2 separate regions of the Mus musculus genome follow, and region 1 is linked to region 2. A link is a contact called in ENCODE Hi-C or POLR2A ChIA-PET data. All regions are on one chromosome and are shown on one strand. The core of a region is the stretch at or near the end of the contact, and the rest is flanking DNA. Distances in the headings are between cores, read along the strand shown.

Region 1 (3,562 bases), core at 699-3,198, 75 kb before region 2:
ACTCCTGCACCCCACAGGCACTGTGAATTATACATATTTTTCTCTGCTTGTCTATTTTTTCCCCCTCCTGAAAACAGTCCCGTTTTGGGTGTCTGCAGGCTCCTTCTGGCCTCTCTTGCATATTGTTACCTTTTTCTTCAAGACAAAGTCAGTCATTTCTAAGGGGCTGTGAGTTGACTGTCCTACTGCCCGAGACTTCTCTGGAAGGAGATAGCTTTAGGTTTTTAGTGTTTTATCAACCAGGTGGATGTCAGAGGACAGGCAGTTGACAGTGACTGGGGGACCCAGGAGTCAATGGGAACAAAGGACAAGTGGGAATGAAGACTGTTAGGAGGAATGAATAATGTTTGTTAAGAGGAGGGTACTTCAGACATGGAGGGCAGGACCATCAGCATGCCCACCAGGCGCACCCCATTAAAGACTTGTCAGCCATGACCATTCTACCCAGTCCCACCATCAACCCAGTCTTGCTCACTGATGCGGATGGCACTGGAAAGAGCTGAGGATGAGGGTGTCTAGTGTACACAAGCAACTCTGATGTCTACATGGCAGATGGCATCTTCCTGCGGTTTTCATCTAAGTATATTTTAAACTTCCTCACCCATCTTTCATAGAAAGAAAGGAAAAAAAAACATTTAAACTACTAGCGTATTTGAAGTATTTAACTACTTTGAAAATCAGCGACCATTTCTGCTAACAGTGAACTCGTATTTGCTCAATGACCCTGCAATTCTATGCCTGTGTAGACCCCCATGTGTGCACGTATGCATGTTTGCCAGAAGGCAAATACTAGAAAGCTCTCAGAGTGCACAGTGGTTTTTCAAGGAATGAAAACAGGCCAAAGTCATCCATGGGAGACTTGTTTAAGAAGTATGAAGTCATATGACACATGGTATGTGTATCACACACATACATACATACATAGTGCAGCATAAACTCCAACCACCACATTGGTTTTCTAAAATTAGCACTGGTACCAAAAGGAGCCAGATACCAGAGAACACATGCAACTTAATTTCCTTCACACAAAGTTTAAAATCAGAGAAAATTAGTTTTGAGATATGTCAGGCTACTGCAGTTTGCACTGTAAACCATGGTGCACAACATGTGCAGTACTGAACTTAAAGCAAAACAAAGCAGCCCCTATCTACCCTCTGTGTGGGACTCTCTGGTTGCTCTAGTCTAGTTAAGCCTAGCAGTGACTGGTAAGTGGATTTACAGTAATTAGTGGATTATGTCCTATAATTTGAAAAACACTGATATTCATGCAGGCTAGGCTTTCAGAGTGGCTCACGGGTTAGCTGATCTCACTAAGCCTCAGTGCCCTCTCCATAAACAGGGAAATGATGGTGTCATTTGCCAAGAGTGTTGTGGAATTGGATGAGTTAAGGCACATTAAGGTTTTAGCATATTGACTAAACAGTCAGTTTGTGCCTTACATATGCACATGCGCACATACAGGCACACACACACACACACACACACACACACACACACACACACACACACACTTTTATTAAATATCCAGGTCTTTCTTCCAGACAATAAGCCTTCCAAATCCTTGTTCTCAGTTTGTGCTGATAAGGGGAGTCAGCCTTCCCAAGGAGACTTAGAGGTGACTCACTGCTCTAGGGAAGCCAAGTTCCTTGTTGAAGACCATCTGGGATTTCCACCTCAGGGTGGGCTCCTTTAAGCTCTTCCTGTGTTCCCACACCATGCTCCCCTGGGCTGTTTTCTTGTCTGCTCTGGCCTCTTTGGCAGGGCCTGAGTTCATTTGGCCATGTACAGTGAAACTGTACTTGAACGATCTTTGTTTCTTAAAAAGTCATCTTAGCTTGGGAAATGTTGGCCACTGCTAAGAGCAAGCCCTCCTACTTGGCCATGGGGTCTGACCAGCCCCCATCACTTCCTCCAACAACAGGGGCTTTATGCTCTCATGCAAAAAGACCAGCTGTCAGCTTAAATTTCCCTAATCCAGCCAGATCCCAACTCAGCCAACCAACAGTCGCTATCTGGGGGAAGCCCATCTGTGAAAGGCAGCAGTGCCCTTACTGGAATGACATGTCATAAAAATTAGTTTGGGCACTAATCTAAAGAAGCTTTGTGCTGAGTCGAGGGACTGCAAGGTCCCAGTTGGTGCCCTTCTCTTTGCCGAAGAGCTGGACCAGACAGACTAGCAGAGCAGAGCATGAACACACTAGCAGTGCCCCACACCTTGCTTGTCACTCTCAACCTGGAGAGATGCCATCTTTACCACCCCACCTCACCCCCCCAGTCCTCTCCACCGGGAAGCTCTGAGGGCTGAAAGGGTGTGGGCGAAAGGAAGTTCACTGTTTTGTGTATAGTGCTGGTCATAGGCAAAGGCCGTGGGGGTCTTTAAACCGTTGGCTAACTTTAGCAATCTATGGTTCGGTTTGTTAAGAAGGATAGGAGCTCATTCTTAACATTCTTCCTCTGCAACTGTTCCCTCTCACCCTCTCAAGGGGACAGGGGCGGTCAGTGGTCCTCTTTAACCTTGAATTGCCTACATAGTGTACTTACTTGGTGACACTTCAAAACAGTCACCATTCCAGAGGCTCCTCAGATAATGGTGGAACGGCCTGACCACCACCACCACCATCACAGCATCACCACCCCTGCTGGCTCCATACTGGGGTTTGTCTGACTTGACCTTGTGCATCTCTTGTACATAAGTGGAATTCATGGGACAGAGGGGGGCAGAGGGAGAGACAGAGAGAGAGAGAGAGAGAGAGAGAGAGAGAAAGAGAGAGAGGAAAGGGTGGGCATGTGAAACTGGAAAGAAACATAGTGATGGTAGTGGGTGAGGAGGAATTGGAGGAGAAGGGCTGGATCAAACATACTATATACATGTATTAAACGTCAATCATGCATGCACACATACACACACACATACACATATTCGAGCACACCTTGTGCAACAGAATGCAGCTTTTGAACTGTTTTTTTTTTTCAGATAATCCCATAGGTATTTTTGTACCTGTTCACTTTCATATAATTTCTTGTTTAAAATGCTTTTGAAATTTGTCCTGGATGTATAGGTATTAGAAGCTTAGGGGAATGAATTCTATAGAGAAATTCAAAAGAAAAAAGCATACCACTTTCTAATAAAAAAATTAAGAAGCATTTTCTTTGAACTAATTATGAGTATTTTCTGACTTTTTCCTTTCCTTCTTTTGTTGTTTTTGTTTTGTGAACCAGTCTTTGGAATAGCCCATGGTTTTGGCCACACCTTCATTTCAAAGCAATGCCGTTTTTTTAGACCAGCCTGAGTGCTGAGGGGTCTGTTTTGTAGCTTGAGGGATCTGGAGGGTGTTTTCTATTGGCTTTCTCCAACTGTAACAAAGTTGGGCAAGAAAAAAGACATTTGTTGATTAAAACCATGTTTGTGGCATTGTATATGAAGGACTTGTGCATTTTGTCATTTACTAACAAAACATGGAGTCTCATGCTGTCTTGAAAAAAGATTACACAAACCAGGCCTGGAAAGATGGCTTAGTGGTTAAAAGCACTGGCTGTTTTTCCGATGGACTCTGGTTCAATT
Region 2 (3,850 bases), core at 834-3,333:
CACAGGATGCTGTCAAAACAGTCAGAAACAACTTTCCAGAGGGAAATAAATACAACCAAGACAAGGACTTTCGCTGTTTTATTTTCTGTAATTTTTGAATTCTGAATCACACGACAGTACATTCTAATCAGTTAAAAGCACTTAAAATTGTAAGACTGTTTTCTGTATATAATAGCATACATACACTGTACATAATATTGCTTAATATATGTATTATATATTACATACTGTATATATTAGACTCTTTTCACACTTTCTGTCTCTTTCTGTGCCTCTCTCTGTCATACAAGTTTAACAATAGACTATAGCCATCGTTAGCTACTTTCTGTGGTGAGCAAAGACAGCTCTACATTAGGTCTCTACATTAGGTGGACACATACTATCGTCAGAAATGTCCAGCTGGGAAAACCACAGCCACGTAGAAGGGAAAAAACCAGATCTGGGCTTATTTTGCTGACTACTCAAGTGTCAGGCCCTTGATCATGTATTACCATCACCTACCAATTACTGAGAAACTTTTTCTGCCCGTTCAGTATCATTTGCTGAATAGCCGTATCGTTCACTAGATGTGGGTCTGTCGTGACCCCTGTATCATTTTCTGTCCTTTCCAGTTGCTCCCTGAATAATCTCTTGTTTCCTTGTTGCTGGGCAGTAAGTCGGTTTATCCTCCCCTCTGCTGTGCTATCGTCTGCATCTCTCTAATGAGCCTCATCCTGTATTTGACAGACAGTTTCTGTTTTGACAAGGTAAAATTGATCAGTGAATTATACTCGTGCAAAACATCTACACACACACAAACCCACTACAGAGAAAGATTCAAGTGTTGTCCACTTCCTTGCAGATAATAACTTGGGAAGCAGTTTTAATGGGCAGATGAATTCTAAATGGAGGTCTCTGTTTAAACTTCACAGTCCATAAATAGACACCAAGTGCAGACATCCTGCCTTTTGACCTGACTTTTGCCACTGGAAGCATTTAGGAGTACACTAGTATTTCTTTGCTCTTCTGTAAATGAGACTGGGTTGGTATACACCCAGTAAGATGGCTAGACAGATCCTACCATGCTCATCTGTCCCTGGGACCCTATGGAGAACCCTGACCAAGCCTTTGGAGCTCATTGGCTTTCGGTAGGACCCGGTTGAATTCTGAATTCAACGACTCCAGAGCGGATGTTTCTTGTGAGCCCGGCTCAGGAGATAGGTAGCGTGAGAATATGAAGTTGCATTTCCAATTTTCATCTCACAGACTTAAATAGATTCTGGGGGAAAAAAAAGACAAAGACTGTAGAAATATTCAGATTTAGTATCAGTAACTTGCAGCTTAAAGAAAGCATGACAACCCAAGATTGTCTGGGAACGTGCACCCTGTGGTACTGCTATTCTAACTGCAGGGACTGAGGGGGAGCACTGTTGGGACTGTTATAGACCTACCCTTCAGCATAGAAGGGACACACGTCTGCTCACCTGCCATGCCTCAAAGTCCGAGTTCCAAAGTTAAAGACATTTAAGCTTTCTTTGAGAAGGAAAATGACACTGGAAATCCTGTGCTAAAGAGAACAGAAGCCCTGAAAACTGTCCGTGGGAGCCAGTTTATGTGCCTTCAGTATATTCCCTAAAAGGGTCTCAGACCACCTTCCCTCAAAGTTAAGAACCAAACTGTTTCAGCCCAAACTTCTTATTTCGTAGAAGAAAAGAACACGCAAGCCAAATCTTTAAACAACTTGCCAAAACCCCAAACAATATCCCTCACTTGCCAGAACAGCCTTTAATTGAGAGCGGGACTGGTTCCTGCCAGTACTGGGGAGAGACCCTACTTGCAGGCACTGCACAAAGCTCCAGCCCCTGCCTTGCCAGTTCTCCCTCAGTGTCCAAATTAAATTTAGAGAGGAAGACGCGAGGTCATGGGAAGGGTCCTTGCTTCCTGGAGGTTTCAAATCCCAAATGGAGGCTGGAAACTGGTAAGGGATCCTCCTTGGGAACTTCTGAAAAAATAACTCATTTGAAAGTATCCCGATGCCAAGAAAAACGTGACCCTGTCCCCCGCCCTTCGGCTCTCCCCACAGCCCTCCTTCCTCCTGGCAGGTAACCTGGGCTTCCATGGTATTCTTTCAGCTTCCTCGGACCTCCAGCTGAGCTTCCCGTAGGGAGGAGGGATACAAAAGGCATTAGCCTGGAAGGACTGGTTTTACCATCTCTTTTCAGACCGCTGTTTCCTCTTTGGAAGACCACGTGTTTTCCTTAATTCGGTTTCCTGTTCCCCATCCTGCTGTCACCTCATCTTTACCCCCCACTTCCAGCCCAAGCTGGCAGATCACTCAGCTTCTCAACCAGCCACACCAGTGTTTCCTTTCCGCCTTTTTTATTTAAAAAAAAAAATGAATTTCCTCTTCTGACTCCTCCAGCTTAAGGACCCCTCATCTTTGTCCGAGTGCCATAGACAGTAGGACTCGTGAGAAGAAGGCAATTTAACAGCTCTCTCAAGCCTTTCTTTGGACTTCATTCACTAGCCTCTGATTTGCTATCTGTTTCTCCCACTTCCTGTTTCCTAGGGTGCATTTGTGTTCACTGTAGCATAGACTCAGATAGCCAGGTATTAAAGGTACAATATGTAGATGCTCTTGAATATCAGAATAGAAGAAATTGTATAGAGAACTATGAGATTGCAGGAAGGCAGAAACACAAGAAGAGCTACTGTGAGGTTTGTGTTTCAAAGAATTTAGAACTTCTAAATGAGAGTAAGAATCACAAAGTGCAGCTACGTCTTGAAGTGTCAGAGGAAATACCTGTTTTTACTGAACCAGTGCCATGCAAATACGTATGCACAACATCGTCGTCCCTCATCCTCGTGCGAGGCCCAGGTGAACGGCCATGCTCAAGCTTCCACCCTCATCCCCACAAGGAGCCTTACAGGACAACAACGCCAACAGGAAGCAGAGAAGCAGACAGGGATGTGACTGTGAAGACAAATCTCAGGCAACTAAAGTAAAAATCTCCTCCGTTTGTCAATTTGAAAAGGACCATGCAGCTCTGGGAACACAGGCTGGAGCTCCCTCAGGTAAGAATCCTAACGAAGAGACTTCACCCGCTGCGTTCATGAGGTTGTTTGAGAGATCTGGGGGGCTCAAACACCCAGTAAGGTCCAGAAATTCAAAGTCAGAACCAGAAGTCCAAGGCGAGGCCCAGCGCGGGCCAACTTGAGGAAAGTGCACACTGCTTCATTCTGGGTTTTCTGTCTCCCTCTGTATTCCTAAACAGTCTCCAGCCCGTTTCTTTTCTATTCTGTTTGGTTTGTTTTTTTTTGTTTTTTTGGGTTTTTTTTTTTTGTTTGTTTGTTTTGAGATAGGATTTCTCCATATAGCCCTGGTTGCCCTGGAACTCACACTGTAGACCAGGCTGGCTTCCAACTCAAGAGATCTGCCTGTCTCTGCCTCCTGACTGCCGGAACTAAAGGCTCATGCCATCACCACCTGGCTCAACTGTTTCTCTAAATGGCTGAATATCTTGATTCTCTAAGGATTTTTCCATGTTTTCTCCACCCCCCCCACACACACACAAAAGATGCAATTGGGGAGGAAAAGTGGTTTTTTGTGTGTCACCACTATTGAGTGTGGGGTTTTTTGGTTTTGTTTTTTTTTTGAAAGCTTCAACATTGAATTTTCTGGGTCTCTTCAGCCACATGGTGAGAAAGAGAGTGGGAAAAGTAATAGGCCTTCAGTCCTGGACTGTGATCAGAGAGCTTCGGGGTGTGTCTTAGTTAAGCTGTCTATAGCTGTAACGAAACATCATAGCCAAGAAGCAAGTTGGGAAAGAAAGGGTTTATTCAGCTTACACTTCCACATTGCTGTTCATCA

Evidence for each region. A loop is a pair of places that touch in the nucleus more often than their neighbours do. ChIA-PET counts read pairs that join two places held with the same protein, here RNA polymerase II (POLR2A).
Region 1: a loop to region 2 is called in a map of heart, with 2.2 times the contacts of the local background. The contact joins two enhancer-like sites. A Hi-C loop is called at or near these places in 3 of 37 maps with a recorded cell type or tissue (all heart). POLR2A ChIA-PET finds 5 or more read pairs at or near these places in 1 of 5 experiments (Patski).

Annotation. Positions count from the first base shown.
Region 1 is chr13:112,158,629-112,162,190 of GRCm38, reverse strand. No RefSeq gene overlaps it. Among named protein-coding and RNA genes, the nearest start is that of Gm41063, 22 kb to the left of the region's middle. Within about 2 kb of position 1,948, at least 2 of the 3 ENCODE cell types and tissues checked have a DNase peak (open chromatin) inside an H3K27ac peak, as active enhancers do.
Region 2 is chr13:112,083,023-112,086,872 of GRCm38, reverse strand. No RefSeq gene overlaps it. Among named protein-coding and RNA genes, the nearest start is that of Gm41062, 16 kb to the left of the region's middle. Within about 2 kb of position 2,083, at least 1 of the 3 ENCODE cell types and tissues checked has a DNase peak (open chromatin) inside an H3K27ac peak, as active enhancers do.